Linked DNA regions of Homo sapiens: all the other regions are linked to region 1. A link is a loop called in an ENCODE intact Hi-C map of the cell type or tissue named here. Cell type or tissue: PC-9. All regions are shown on one strand.

What was found. Hi-C counts contacts between places; a loop is a spot of excess contacts. Peaks named below come from ENCODE experiments on the same cell type or tissue, not always from the same donor. Only the 100,000 strongest peaks of a DNase experiment are listed, where the experiment ranks them.
Region 2: it touches region 1 in a loop (5-fold over the local background); 2 of 110 quality-filtered maps call a loop at or near these places.
Region 3: a loop joins it to region 1, with 5 times the contacts of the local background. A loop is called at or near these places in 5 of 110 quality-filtered maps.

What each region holds. Positions count from the first base shown.
Region 1 is chr2:226,581,506-226,586,505 of GRCh38, reverse strand. No RefSeq gene overlaps it. Among named protein-coding and RNA genes, the nearest start is that of MIR5702, 75 kb to the left of the region's middle. In PC-9, no CTCF peak of the experiment used is centred here; a DNase peak (open chromatin) is centred at 2,665; H3K27ac peaks cover 494 bases.
Region 2 is chr2:226,409,293-226,414,292 of GRCh38, reverse strand. No RefSeq gene overlaps it. Among named protein-coding and RNA genes, the nearest start is that of MIR5702, 250 kb to the left of the region's middle. In PC-9, no CTCF peak of the experiment used is centred here; a DNase peak (open chromatin) is centred at 2,352; H3K27ac peaks cover 1,909 bases.
Region 3 is chr2:226,659,164-226,664,163 of GRCh38, reverse strand. No RefSeq gene overlaps it. Among named protein-coding and RNA genes, the nearest start is that of MIR5702, 2.9 kb to the right of the region's middle. In PC-9, no CTCF peak of the experiment used is centred here; DNase peaks (open chromatin) are centred at 2,183 and 3,403; H3K4me3 peaks cover 249 bases; H3K27ac peaks cover 2,618 bases.

The sequences.
Region 1 (5,000 bases):
GGAATCAACCTAAATGCCCATCAGTGATAGACTGGATAAAGAAAATGTGGTACATATAAACCATGGAAATTACTATGTAGCCATAAAAAGAAATGAGGTCACGTCCTTTGTAGGGACATGTATAGAGTTGGAAGCCACTATCCTCAGCAAACTAATGCAGGAACAGAAAACCAAACACCTCATGTTCTCACTTATAAGTGGGAGCTGAATGACGAGAACACATGGACACATGGGGGGAAGAACACACACTGAGGTCTGTTGGAGGTGAGTGTTGTGGGAGGGAGAGCATCAGGAAGAATAGCTATTGGATGCTGGGCTTAACATCTAGGAGATGGGATGATCTGCGCAGCAAACCAACGTGGCACATGTCTACCCATGTAACGAAACTGCACATCTGGCACATGTACCCCTGAACTTAAACTAACAGTTGAAAAAAAATACTTGGTATCTTACTTCGAAATTTTAGAATATTTTAAAAGAGTTCTTAAAAAAGATTTGAATGTTCTGTTAAGTTCCACTGAAACAAAAGAATTATGTTTTCTAGATCAGTTTCTAAATCTACTGGAAATAATCAGATCTATTTTCACACATTTGTAAGCAAATAAACAAATAAAAGCAGAATGATGAAATAACCAGATTTATTAACCTATGTATGTTTGGCCCCCATGGTCTGGATTCTGTTCTTCTGCAGAACTGTTTTCTCCTTGATCATCTAGTGATTTCTGGTGTAGTGGATTTTTTTTTTTCTAACAGATTTGGTTTTAATGAACTCAGGAACAACGAGGATTATTTGGATTAAAGCTTATTTATCTTCTTCTCTAATTATATTTTTAGAAGGGGACATGGGGTCACTAAATGTGTCTTTCCTAATACTACATTATCTCTCTCTTCCAGAATATCTCCTCAATGTGACTTTTTTTTGGGTTGGAGGTGGTGGTGAGGAGGTGGGGCTTGGGAGAAGAGCTCTTACTAAGTGCTTACTTACTCCCTTATTTTCAATGTGTGGGCTACATGCTTCCCTGTGCTGATCCTGCCAAATTCTGTGCAGAGCTCTTTGATCTCTTCTTGCTGCCTTATATGGGTGTGGGAAGGATGAATTAATTAACACTTATAAAGAGCTTTGAAGATGAAAGTGCTTTGTTAGTGCCACCACATTTCTAGGCTTCTCCCTGTCTCTAGATTTTACTATGTCATGGTCCTCCCTACCTTTCACCCCGGGGCAGACACTGTTTGAACTTGTAGGGATAGTTCACTGGACTTCTAAAGAAAGAGGCCTAGGTTTTGCAATGGAGAATGAAATAGTTCCAATGGAAGCATTCTCATTTTCCTGGACTTGCCAAAACATAGCCAGCCCATTTTAGATCAAACTTCTTACTTAACTTTAGATATTTTTTTTTTTTTTTGAGGTGGGGAGCATTGCAGATGTGTAATGGATTTACACTCCAAACCTTTGTATAACCCAGAATCCCTTTTCCACCATGAGAAAATGTTCAAGTCAGTCATTTTCAGTAAAACCTACTCACTGTTCCCACCCTGGCTGAGCAGAACGCTGGCCTCAGTCATTGTCTCCTGAGATCAGCACCTCTTCTCACTGAGGTTCTAGCCATACTTTTCTGTCTCACTGGAATCTCACATCTTTATAATATCTCTGCTCACTTTTTCTTTAAACCACATAGAGAAAATTACTGTGTCAACATTTTTCCAGTTTGAATGCCTATTCTTATACCAACACACTACCCAGACAGTGGATTGATCACTGATGGGCTCTGGAATGTGGATTTGGTTGACACAAAGATATGACCATAGACTCCACCAAAGATTGTCATGTGAGCGTGGCTCCTCTATGACAGAACCATGAAGTCTAATGCCTTTCCCACTCATGCCTGTAAGCGCTGAGACCAGCCTCAAGGCATTAGTGATCTGTCACTGTCCTGATCTGTCACTACTTTTTTGGATTGACCTGAAATAGCTTTTTGTAAGGGGAAGGATGGAGAACCTTTGCGAAAATTGCGAAGACAGGTAGAATCCAAACCAAATGAGGGCTATATTTCTTCATTTTCAGAGACAGTGGTGAAGATTTGTAAATAGATGGTGTGGCCAAATAAAGTATTGCTTTAGTACATTCTACCTTTATGAAAATGACTCCTTAGTTTGGCATTGCTAAGTGAGTGTTCAGATTTGAGATTTTGCCTGTTTTATTTGTTCTAAAATTTTGTTCAAAAAGAAACTACTTTTTTACATCGTTACGTCATCCCTTATACTCCCTTCTGTTTTCTTCCTTGGTTTAAAAAAACTTTATAGAATTATTATTATGATCATTACTATTTACAGAGCACCTGTAACATGCCAGGCATATACTAGATGCTTTTCTTCCAGTATTTCATTTAATTCTCACTACAGTTATCTGAAGTAGATTTGACTAGTTCCATTTTATTAATGGGAAAAATGAAGGCTTAGAAAAGTTACTAATTTGCCCATGGAGCTTGTAAATGGCAAGACTGAGATCTAAACCCAGGCCAGAGTGAATCCAGAGTCCATGCCCAGAGTCCACGCTCCAGCTAATATTCTACCCTCTCAAAGACTATGTTTACTGTAGCAGTAGAAAGTGTATTCTCCTCTGATGCATAAAATGCAGGAAGGACTTTACAATCCACTCCAATGAGTCATCTAGCATAGTGGAAATTCTTCAAGATTTTTCTAGCTGATTTTCTAGTCAGTACACTGAGTACTGGCTGGGGTGATGTTGAAGAAGCTTCTTAACCTCTTTGAGGTTCAATATCTCCACTTCTAAAATGGGGCTAATGATAATACCCAGCACATGGGAATTTTGCTATGTGATTATATACATGCAATGGATGGTGAATGGTGAGTTGCTAAGTCAATGCTGTTAGTAAGCAACTGCGTTATTCTTGATGAGAGATCATGAAACTCTGAACTAAAGACACCTGAAAGGAGGCAACATATATGAGAGAAACTCCTTGGGAAAAGGACGTGAATGAAAGAGAGGACTTCAACATGAAGCATCACTGGGAGGTAGAGGCAATTTAACTGAGGCAAGAATCACAGGACAAGGGACAGGCTTGTCGGGGGGAGGCGGATAAAGACTTCAGTTTGGAACACTTGGGTTTGAGGTGATGGGAGAATTTTTATGTAGATATGCTTACCAGGACTTTGCCAAATAACACACTTCTCCTCAAATTCTTGCTCCAGTTGGCTCTTGGTGAAACTCAACCCAAAACACTGAGTAACCCAATCAATAGCTCTATCTTGCTCTTGAGTGGATAAGATACATGCAAGATTTCACTTGATATTGGTCTGAGCAGTGTTCATTCACTGGCACTAGTAACTCAACCAGCATTAAATCATTCCATAGCTGAGAAGAAGTTTGATCAAAAGGACAGAAGATAGAGTTAAAGATGTGGGTTTAGGTGCCAAAAGCAGAAAGAAGATATTTTGAGATATCAAAGTGGATGAGAATGTCAAGGAGGAGAATACAAAGTCAGAAGCAAATTCTAGTTAGAGAGTCTTGTGAAAGCCTACATGTAAAGAACAGGCATTTAAAGGAAATCCAGAGAAGACAAAAGGCAGAGAAAAACTAGGGAATGAATTTCAGAACAAACAAGGGAGAAGAGTTTCAAGTAAAGGTTGACATCAGTGTTGAGTTCTGCAGGGATGACAAGGATCAAAGGACTGTGAATTTGCAATTACGAGAGTGTTGGAAACGTCTGAGAAAAGAGTTTATGAAGAGTAGTGAGAGCTGAAGCTGCATTTCAAAGGGCTATTGAAATACCGGGGCCAGGGAATGAGCTCTACTCAGTCCAATCTCAAGTGAAATCTTGGGCATATCTTATCCATTCAGGAGCAGGAGGGACCACTTGGTTGGGTTGCTCAGTGTCTTGAGTTGAGTCTCACCAAAAGCTGACTCCGGTCAGGATTTGGTGAGGAGTAGTGTATTTGGGAGGTGATGCCAGGAAGAACCAAGAGAAGAATGGGGACTTGAGGCAGAGAAGGGAAAAAACAATACAGGATGTTAATGATTAAGTTGATATGGGCATTTGGGGCTCATTTCTGCTGGGGACATCTTGGAGACGATATAAAATATGCCTTGGACATGAGCCCTTTGAGCAGTCAGGTAACTGAAAGTGTTTATCCTCCAATTCTTGCTTGTATTGACTAAGGGTTGTTCTCAGAGTGTCAACCCTGGCCCCTCTGACCTAGCCTGTGTCTGCAGAGTGCAAAAAACGAAAAAAACAAAAAACAAAACAAAACAAAAAAACACCACAGATAGGGTTACAAATGCATGCAATACAAAGCTGTTAGTGTTTATGGTGAGTGCAGAGGGAAGTGGCCAGGTTCTGCTATAATTAGGGATGGAAACAAGGAAGGAAGAGACTAAGGAAAGCAAAGGACTGAGAGATTAACATTTACTGAGTGCCGAATATGCACGGGATACTGCATATGTTAGCATGTGTGTGTGTTTCAGCCTCACGTAGTCCTCATGATTTCCATTTGAAGAAACTGAAATTCAGAGAGATTAACTTTGCAATGAGCAACAGAGACCCAGTTCTTTATTAGGTCACCTAAAGATCAAGCTACTCCACCATTCAGCAAGTAAATGTGGGGTGTTAATGTGGGCATAGTCAAAATAGTGGCCTGTGGTGTGTTTGGACAGATCATCTCATCGGAATGGTGCTCTTTGTTTCTGAATTTGTGCTTTCATTCCTTCCCTCATTTGGAAGGAGTAATTAATAGCTTGGTTTTAAAAAGATCCCCTGCAGGTTTACGGGCTGCACATGGAAATCAAAATAACTAAAAGAATAATGAAATTGTGTTAACAAAGGATATTATTATCTCTTCTAATTATTTATGTTGTTAGAAATTTGAACATAAGATTTGCTATGATTATCCTGGAATGCTGAAAATGGAAATTACTTGTCGATGTACTCATCCTGTCCCACTAAGGTGTCCCTCTCTACCCTTTCCTTGTGTTCTTCCTGGAG
Region 2 (5,000 bases), 170 kb after region 1:
TTCAAGTTAAAAAAAGAACAAAATATCAACTTGGATTTTAAACTTAGGTGAAAATCACTTTATTTACCAGAAGAAGTTCTCGATCGGTACTTAAAATGAAGAGAAAAAGACTTTTGACTCAAAACTTCGGAAGTTAAATAGACTGTGTTCACCCTCTCCTTCACTATCTCAATGTAGCAAAAGCTGAATCCCCACAGACTACAGAAGCAACTCGAGGCCTCCTTGCACTAAACTTCTGTCATTTATAGCTTCCTCACTAGGACCTCTCAACAAAATCCCTGTCTATTAACCCTACCAGCCAGAGTGAGTCCTGCCATAAGACTGTGAAGCAACAGTGGTTTCTTTAATTCCTGCAATGATCTGTTAATGTCAAATGTTTTCCTGTTTAGCTTCTTATTTGATCTTCTCCATGATCATACAAAGCCATCATTATTATCCCATTTCCAGATGAGAAAAATGAGGATCATGGGGTGACTTATCCAAAATTACCCACTTCATAAGTGGCAAAGCCAGGACAAAACCTGAAGTCTTTGGAATCTCAATTTAAGGGCTTTTTGTACTGTAGTCAGCAATTTTGATTCTCTCATCATCTTTTTCAGGGGTACTTTTCTTTCTAACATTGTGACTGGTTGGTCTGGTATGTCCCTGGATCTCTACTCTTCTAAGAAATGGCAAGAGAAATAGTCAGACTAGAGCCTTCCAGAAACCATCCTGTGAAACAGAAAGCTACTGTCCATCCCTCCACTATAAACATGGATGGTCTGGCTTTCCACGTGCCCATTGTGTCACCTTGGGCAAGTTGTTTAACCTCTATCTGTTTCAGTTTCCTCATCTGTATAGATGGAAATAATAATATTACCTGCCATATAGGGATGTTGAGAGGGAAATGCATGCAATTTGTTTGGAACAGACTGTGTTTGGGACAAAATAAGTAGAGTAAAAATGTTACTTAATATTACAAATTTGCTATCAACTCTAGACTCCAAGCCTGACTTTCCCATGTGACAATATGGTATTTAACTAATTATATAAAAATCATCTGTATATATGCCTCTTTTCAAGGTAATGGAAGAATACAGGAATGAATAAAACTAGTATCTTTCCCCAAGAGGCCTATCATTCAGTAATAAAATTGGGAAATATACACATTTTGTGGGACTTTGAATATCTTTTTTTTTTTTTTGAGTTGGAGTCTCACTCTGTCACCCAGACTGGAGTGCAGTGGGCGATCTCGGCTCACTGTAACCTCTGCCTCCCGGGTTCACGCCATTCTCCTGCCTCAGCCTCCCAGGTAGCTGGGACTACAGGCACTTGCCACCACACCTGACTAATTTTTTGTATTTTTAGTAGAGACGGGGTTTCATTGTGTTAGCCAGGATGGTCTCGATCTCCTGACATCATGATTTGTTCTCCTTGGCCTCCCAAAGTGCTGGGATTACAGGCTTGAGCCACCGCGCCCGGCCTGAATATCTTATATGCCTTAAACCTCCATGAAACCTGGCTCAGTGGCTGCTACACACAAGATACTCAGTGAATAAATATGGAAGAATTGAATATGGTGAGTGAAAAATCAAGATTTAGGGAAAGCTTCCTGGAAGGAGAAACAACATAAGATACGCATGGAGGCCTAAGAAGGATCCATTTAAGAAGTTCATGGTGGTGGATTCATGGGTTCAGGGTCAGTGTATAAAAAAATTGTAAAGATAGATTTCAACCTGGATATTGGATGGTCTTAAATGACATCCTATAGGCTTAAGTGCCATGCAGTACCCAATGGAGGCAAGCAGGACATCAGATGGTTCACAAAAGAATCTGGCGTGATTGGATATGAACAATAGGATCATGTCTTTTATGATTTTGAGGACCATTAGGACTGGTAGTCTGGTATACTAATCTTCACAAGATCAAAACCACTCATCTCGTAAGGTTGCTGAGGGAAATGTTCATGCTTGGGGTCAAATGCAAAGAAAAGCAAAATAATATTTTTTTTTGGTTGGACTTTTTGTCAACAACTCCACAATGCCAATAACTCTGTTAAGATGGGCTTGCAACATGGCATGTAGACAAGAAGCCCAAGAAACCTTCTTGCTGTTCCTAAGCCTAGACTGTAACTTGGATGCTGTGATCCAACTTGCCTCAACGACAATAACTTTTGAGTCTAATGGCTTAAATATACATGAAAGAGCAAGACAACTAGATGACTCGATCTCTTCCTTGTGCAGAAAGGCTTGGGCCACTTCGCTATTCCTTGGCCATAAAAGGAGAAAGAAAGAAAGAAGAAAAGAGCCACACCTGTGGATGTGATGATTAATCCACAATAACCCTGCATGTGTAGGCCAGGCACATGCTTGGAGTCTGACTCATTAAATGTGTGTCCCTCCTCTTAGAAGAGGAAGAAGACATGGGGAAAGTAGCTGTTTGTCTTTCCAGAGGCCTACCTGGAAGTTGGGTTAAGGAAGTTAAACATTAGAGGTAGAAGGAATTTGAGCGAGGTCAGTGTCTGTGGGACTGAACAGTGTCTTTGATTTCAAAGGCATTGAGAATTCTGATTTAATGTTGAAGTGAAAGATGTGGAGACACTGAAGATGTTTATCAGTTTCTAGTCTTCTGTGTCTGGGAGCATGGTGCTGCCATTAACTAAGAGAAGCAATGAAGAGGCTAAGATGACTTCTGTTTTTTTTTTGTAGTTTTAGCGTACCCTTTAAACAAAACACATCTGCTAGTACCCTGAGGCTACCTCAAGGGTAAGCAGAGCATTAAGTTAATTGACAAGTAATATTACAGTGTGAGGAAAAAGGGAAGGATGAATACCACCTTTTATCTTTTCCTAGAAAATAAGTAACAGGAGTGTAGAATTATTCATGAGGCAGGTGAACCTAGGGTCCTGTAGTAAATGGCTGCTTTTTAAGCGTCATTTCTGTGTTTCAGATGATGTCGTAAACTGTCTAAGAGATGCTGAAAGCTTTTTCAGGAAGTATGTAACAAAAGTTTTGAAAGGGGCTAGTCACAGAAATTGATTCCTGTGATGGTTAATTTTGTGTGTCAACCTGACTAGGCCACAGGGTACCCAGGTTAAGTGTTATTTCTGGGTGTGTCTGTGGGGTGTTCCAGATGAGATTAGCCTTGACAAGTTGAATTGGTAAATTTAGTAAGGTAGATCGCACTCCTTAGGGTGAGAGGATAGTATCCAATTCATTAAGGGCCTAAATAGAACAAAAAGAGGAGGAAGGGAAGACGCACCCCCTTCCTGGCTGTCTGTGAGTGCAGGTATGGGTGTCCTACCCTTGAACTTGGATCTTCACCTTTGGTGCCCTGGCTCTCAAGCTTTTGCACTCAAACTGGAGTTACGCCACTGGCTTTTCTGGGCCTTTTGCTTGCACACAGCAAATTCGGGGACTTCTCAGTCTCTATGGTCGTGTGAGCCAAATCCTTACAATCTCTCTCTCTCTCCATATGTATGTGTGTGTGTGTGTGTGTGTGTGTGTGTGTATACACACACACACACACACACACACGCACACACACCAGAGAAACAGAACCAATGTGGGAAGTATATATAAAATAACATATTGGTTCCATTTCTTTGGAGAACTTTAACTAATAAACCCTCCTAGCAGTATTTTCATAGTTTAGCGGAGGGACTTGGCTCTGGGAATTATTTAAAGCCAAACTTAAGTATGTGAGAGAAAAGACACCACTTAAAGTCAACAATAGTACTCAAAAAAAAAAAAAAAAGAAAAAAAAACGGAAAGAAGTAACATGATAATCTGATAATCTGGGCCCATGGGAAAAAAGATATGTATGTGTACCCTGGCATTTTACTTGGAATCAACAACTGAGATAAGAAGTGCTGAAAGGTAGTTGGTATTCCAAATGAATAGTTTAGAAAGACAGGAAAAAGTCTGGACCAGTGATTACTAATGGGTCATGTAATTCAAAACCAAACACCACATGTTCTCACTTATAAGTGGGAGTTGAACAATGAGAACACATGGACACAGGGAGGGGAACATCACACATCGGGGCCTGTTGGGGGGTGGGGGACTAGGGGAGGGATAGCATTAGAAATACCTAATGTAGATGATGGCTTGATGAGTGCAGCAAACCACCATGGCATGTGTATACCTATGCAACAAACCTGCACCTTCTGCACGTGTACCCCAGAACTTAAAATATAACTTAAAAAAAAGATCTTCTTAAAAGCACTATAACATATTAATGAACTGTGATTAAATTAAATAGGGAAGAAATTGGTTATTACAATTCAATCAATCAAAAAAAAAAACCATTCATAGTTAACAGGGGTCAATTCAGGCAGAAATCAGAAGGCCTGAGAGCTGGGTACTTAGGCAGTGATATGGCTGGGGTCCTGTCTCTGCCCAACTCTCATGTGAAATTGTAATCTTCAGTATTGGAGGTGGGGCCTGGTGGGAGGTGATTGGATCATGAGGTTGGATTTCCCCCTTGGTGCTGCTCTTGTGATAGTGAATGCTCATGAGATTTGGTTGTTTGAAAGTGTGTGGCACCTCCCCGCTCCCTCTCTCTTTCTCCTGCTCTGGCCATATGAAGACCTGCCTCCTTCTCTTTGCCTTCCATCATGATTGTAAGTTTCCTGAGGCCTCCCCAGCCATGCTTCCTGTACAGCCTGTGGAACTGTGAGCCAATTAAACCTCTTTTCTTTATAAATTACCCAGTCTCAGGTATTTCTTTAGAACAGTGTGAGAACAGACTAACTAAGAAAAAGCATGCACAGACAATAGCCAAGACCCAAAATGGCAGCTGAAATATGAGGGAGAAGGTAAAGGTGGGGCTGGGACTTCACCACATGGCTGGGGAAAATTGTAAGAACCCAGTGTAGAAGCAGGAAGCAGGACTTTATAAATGAAATAACTCAGTTAGGTGTTTTCATTTGGTTCTTGTTAAAACAAGAGGCAGCCCTCAGGATGAGTTGCCTTAAGCCCTTATTAAAAAAAAATGAGTAAGCTCTTCATGTGTGTGCA
Region 3 (5,000 bases), 78 kb before region 1:
CAGTTGAATTATTATCCTGCTGAATATGTTTTGATAAACATAAGAATGCTTTCTTTGAGAGATAGGTGCAGGAATTGGTCCAACATCAGATATGGCCTATCCAGGGGATCAGATAACGTTTCTCACATCTTTTATTTATTTATTTATTTATTTATTTATTTTTAATCTTTGCTTTGCTATGTTTTGTTTTCATCTACCAGCGGCTCTTTTTCCACATGGCAGGAAATATGGATCCTGGCAACTCCCTCTGGGTCATTTGTCCTACTCTTTCCTTTTGCTCCTGGGCACACAATTAGACTATTTTTCCTGGCCTTCCTTGCAATTAGGTGGGCGCATACAATGGTTTCTGATTAATGAGAGGTGGGCAGAAGAGATGCGTGTCACTCCCTCCCAGGAGTCTTCACCTCAGGTCTCTTTCCCCCAGCTGCCAGGAAGCTGCAGGGGATTCAATGAGGACTCCATGGTTTAGGGGATACAGGGAGACTTGGTGGAAGGCCACCAGCATATACCCACATTGGGCCATTAAGTGAGTAAACAAGCCAACAAAAACCGACCTCTACAGTGTTAAGCCACTACAATTTTGGTGTTGTTTGTTACAGCAGTTAGCTTGCCCTGGCTAATACACTTCTCATGATCCATATATCAGTATCCATTTTCAAAAAAATATCTCATTACTTCAATTTGGGTCACTTGACTACTCTCTGGACTAATCAGAGTTTCCAGGAAGTTGGGGGAAGGTAGGGACTTTTAACCCCCAGCAGAAACATGTGGAATGGGAATAGATGGTTTATAAGATGAAGAAAGAAGGGACAGGAGGAAAAAGAAAAGATGACATGGCAGTTGTTACAGGATCAACCCTAGAAGGCAAGGCATCTGCTATGATTTGAATGTGTCCTGCAAAAGTTTATGTGATCCACAATGCGGCAGTGTTGAGAGGTGGGACATCTGAGGGGTGATGGAGTCATTATTGGATTAATGGATTAATAGGCAATTGAGGGAGTGGGTTAGTTATCACAACAGTGGGTCTGTTAAAAAAGCCAGTTTGGTTGTCTGTCATGAAGTCCTTGCTATGTAATGCCCTGCACCACCTGGGTTCCCTGCAGAGTCCCCTCCAGCAAGAAAGCCCTCGCCAGATGCAGCCCCTCAACCTTGGATTTCTCAGCCTCCAGAACTATAAGAAACAAGTGTTTTCTCTTTATAAATTACCCAGTCTCAGTCATTTGGTTATAGCAACAGAAAATCAGCTAAGACAGCATTGGAGTCCAGACTCAGCTGTGCCATAACCTATGTGTGCAGCCCTGGGCCTGGTACTCACCCAATATGGGCCTTGCCTCCTTGGTACCATAAAAGAATTGGTTTAGATGGTCTTTCATGCCTTTTTAAACTTTGAGATTATTTAGTCATAAAATGATCAAAAATTAAACTGGACAGATTCTACTCTTTTCTGGGTAGACTGAGTGGTACTTCAGAGGATCTTTCTGCCCCTCATTTTCACAAGTGTCATGGGAAACATGGGTCTTTGCCACCCATTCTCGGCACTGTCTTCTACTAGGCCAGTGAATCCAAGCGACGGCTGTGGAAGGTGCACATCCAGAGTATTGCAATCACCCACGTGCCAGGCAGAGGAAAAACACAGGTGGCTCTTCTGCTGCCTCTGCACCTGCAAGGCAGATGATCTCTCATCACAACTTAATTCTCAGACAGGGTGCTTTGAATGGAGGCAGCAAGGGAGTCCAGGGTCAGAGCTGTTTCCCTTGTGGATGGTTTCCGTGGTGGCCCCATCTCAGAGATCTCCATCTGTCTTCCTGAACAGTGGGTGTTCTGGAGGAAATAGTTATCCTGCACACTTGATGGATGGATATTTACTCAGGAAGGGGATTTATTCCAGATTTAGAGATGGCAGAGGCAGGTCAGTTCCATCGTGGGCAGCCATGTGCAGTGGCCTTGTGGGCAGAACTGAGAACAGAGGGACCCAGTGAGAGGACATTTCGAGGAGCATGCCATATTGTCCTGAAAGGGGCCAGGCAGTGAGAAATGACATTTAGAGGGATTTATAGGCAAAACAACAAGGTGCTAAAAATAAACAGTAATACTCATGCAGTGAGTCACTTTAGAGGCATGTATAAATTCTTCGCTGACACCGTAAGAACGTGGGAGAACTTAGCACATGAGGAGAGAGCGGGGAATGGAATTGGCGTGGACGGGGGAGGCGCAGATGACCTGCTAGTTGGTTCTGGCTAGATGATCTCTGCCCCACTTCTGTGAGGAGGCATCTGTAGTCACAGATAGAAGGAGTGGTGGTATTTTTAAAGTGAACTGTTGCGATGATATCTGCTTAGCTTTCTCATGCTAATCTCTTTCTGTGGTAAGTCCTTCTAAAGTTATTGATTCATAGCAGGGGTTGCACTTTAAATCTAAGGGATCTCTGCATGTTAGGAAGATTAAGGGGTGGGGAGTAGAGTTCACACACGTTGGCATGAGGGGCCACATTGTGTCTTGGGAGAAGGATGTCGTTGAGAAAAAGGCTGGGTTCGTGTTCTAAGTTCAATAGAAAACAACTCAGCATTCTGGGGGCAGGGTTAGTGTACAGGAACTACTCTCTTGGTGACTTTTTGGAAACGGATCCTATAAACACGTATTTGAGCTGGTGGGGTGTGTGTGTGTGTGTGTGTGTGTGTGTGTGTGTGTGTTTGGAAACGAAACACATGGGGAGAGTGACATTCATTAAAAATGTCTGGCCGAGCGTGGTGGCTCACGCCTGTAATCCCAGCACTTTGGGAGGCTGAGGCAGGTGGATCACGAGGTCAAGATATCGAGACCATCTGGCCAACATGGTGAAACCCCGTCTCTACTAAAAATACAAAAATTAGCCGGGCGTGGTGGCATGCACCTGTAGTCCCAGCTACTCGGGAGGCTGAGGCAGGAGAATCGCCTGAACCGGGGAGGCGGAGGTTGCAGTGATCCGAGATCGTGCCACTGCACTCCAGCCTGGTGACAGAGAGAGACGCTGTCTCAAAAAAAAAAAAAAAAAGTCTAAGGCATTCTTTCCTCCCTTAATTCCTTTCCTTCCCTAATTATTTGTTGAGCACCTACTATGTTCCAGGGCTGGCACTTGTCCTTGGAGCCTAGTGATAGGTACTCATCCTGCTTATATTTGAGGGGAACAAGATCCAGATGTACAAGGTAAAGCAAGCAAATGTCAGCTGGTGATGAAGACATAATCAGGTTAATGAAACTGACAGGGATTAGGGGCATGTGGGGGTGGGATTTCTTGGTGAAACTTGAGAGATGACAAAGAGCCAACCCTGCAAGGAGCAGAGTGTTTCAAGCAGTGAGAATGATGATTGCAGAGGCCCCAAGGAGGGAAGGAATTGGCATGCTCTGTGACCTGAAAGGAGGCCAGAGAGGATGAAGCAATAATGAACAGGGTTAGAGACAGGAAGTGAACTGGTCATTTGGAGCAGGGTTTCTCAGCTGCAATGCTACTATTGGCATTTGGGACTGGAAAATTCTGTTGTTGGGAACCAGGCTGTGTATTAGACGACATTTTGCAGCATTCCTGGCCTCTACCCACTAGATGCAAGTAGTTTTCCCCCAGCTGTGACTGCCACAAATGTCCTTTGGAGTTGAGAATGACTGGTTTGGGCTGTAAGCCCACCAAAAGGGAGGTGGGACCCCAAAGGAGAGTTACTAAAATGTCAAACAAAAAAGGCGATGGGTAATTTTATGTATCTGCTTGTCTGGGACACAGTACCCAGAAATTTGGTTAAACATTTGGATGTTTCCTCGAAAATATTTTTTAAATGAGATTAACGTTTAAATGAGTAAGTGCTGAGTAAAGCAAATTGCCCTCCATAATATGGATGGGTCTCATTTACCCAGTAGAAGGCCTTAAAAAAAACAAAGACTGACCTCCCCACAGAAGACAGAATTCTGCCAATAGACTGCCTCCGAACTCTGCAGTGTCATCTCTTCCCTGGGTCTCCAGCCTGCCGGCCTACTCTGCAGATTGGGGACTTACCCAAATTCCCTAAAATTGCACACCAGACCCCACTTTCTTTATACACACACACACACACACACACACACACACACTTTCCCTTTCTGTCTCTCTCTCGCTATTGGTTCTGTTTCTCTGAATATATATATATGTATAAAATACACACACAGACACACACAAACACAGACATACACTCTCTTTCTATTTCTCTCTCGCTATTGATTCTGTTTCTCTGAATATATATATATATATATATATATACATACACACACATATATAATACACACACAGACACACACAAACACAGACACACACACTCTATTGGTTCTGTTTCTCTGAATATATATACACACACACACTATACATGCACACACACTCACACATTTCTCATCTCTCTCTCTTTCCTATTTTCTCTGTTTCTCTGGAGAATCCTGACTACTAGACTACTACAGTCACTATTCTTCTCACTTTGGCACTGAATCCAGGGATTCCTGTGACCATTGTGTCGGGCGGTGCCTGGTAGGTGGAGCTGGCAGTGGAAGTGGCTGAAGCCACCGTATAGCCTCAGGACCCCCACAGAGAACACACACTTTGGCCGGGAGCGCAATTTTCTTGTTGTGGGGCCCAGAGCAGGGCTGGCAATGAGGCCCTGTCCAAAGCCTCACAGTTCAGAGAGGCCTCATGGAAAGACGGTAGGAAATAGCTGCAGTAAGGACAGGACAGAGGGAATTGGATGGTTTCTGGTGCACCTGAGGTCACCCCTGGGAACACTCTTACTAATGAGTAGATAGGATTTTCAGTGGGGCTAGAGATATATGAGAGGAGGTGACAGTCAAGGAGATAGGGCCACTGCTATTTTGTGGTGATATTTTTACACCCAGGCTGATGTAGGGGAACTGAGGATGGAGACAGAGGAGAAATATCTCAATGTGAGTGTGACTTAATTATCTGGTGGTCCTCAAATGGTGCACAGATAAGTACAGACTATGTACTTGCAACC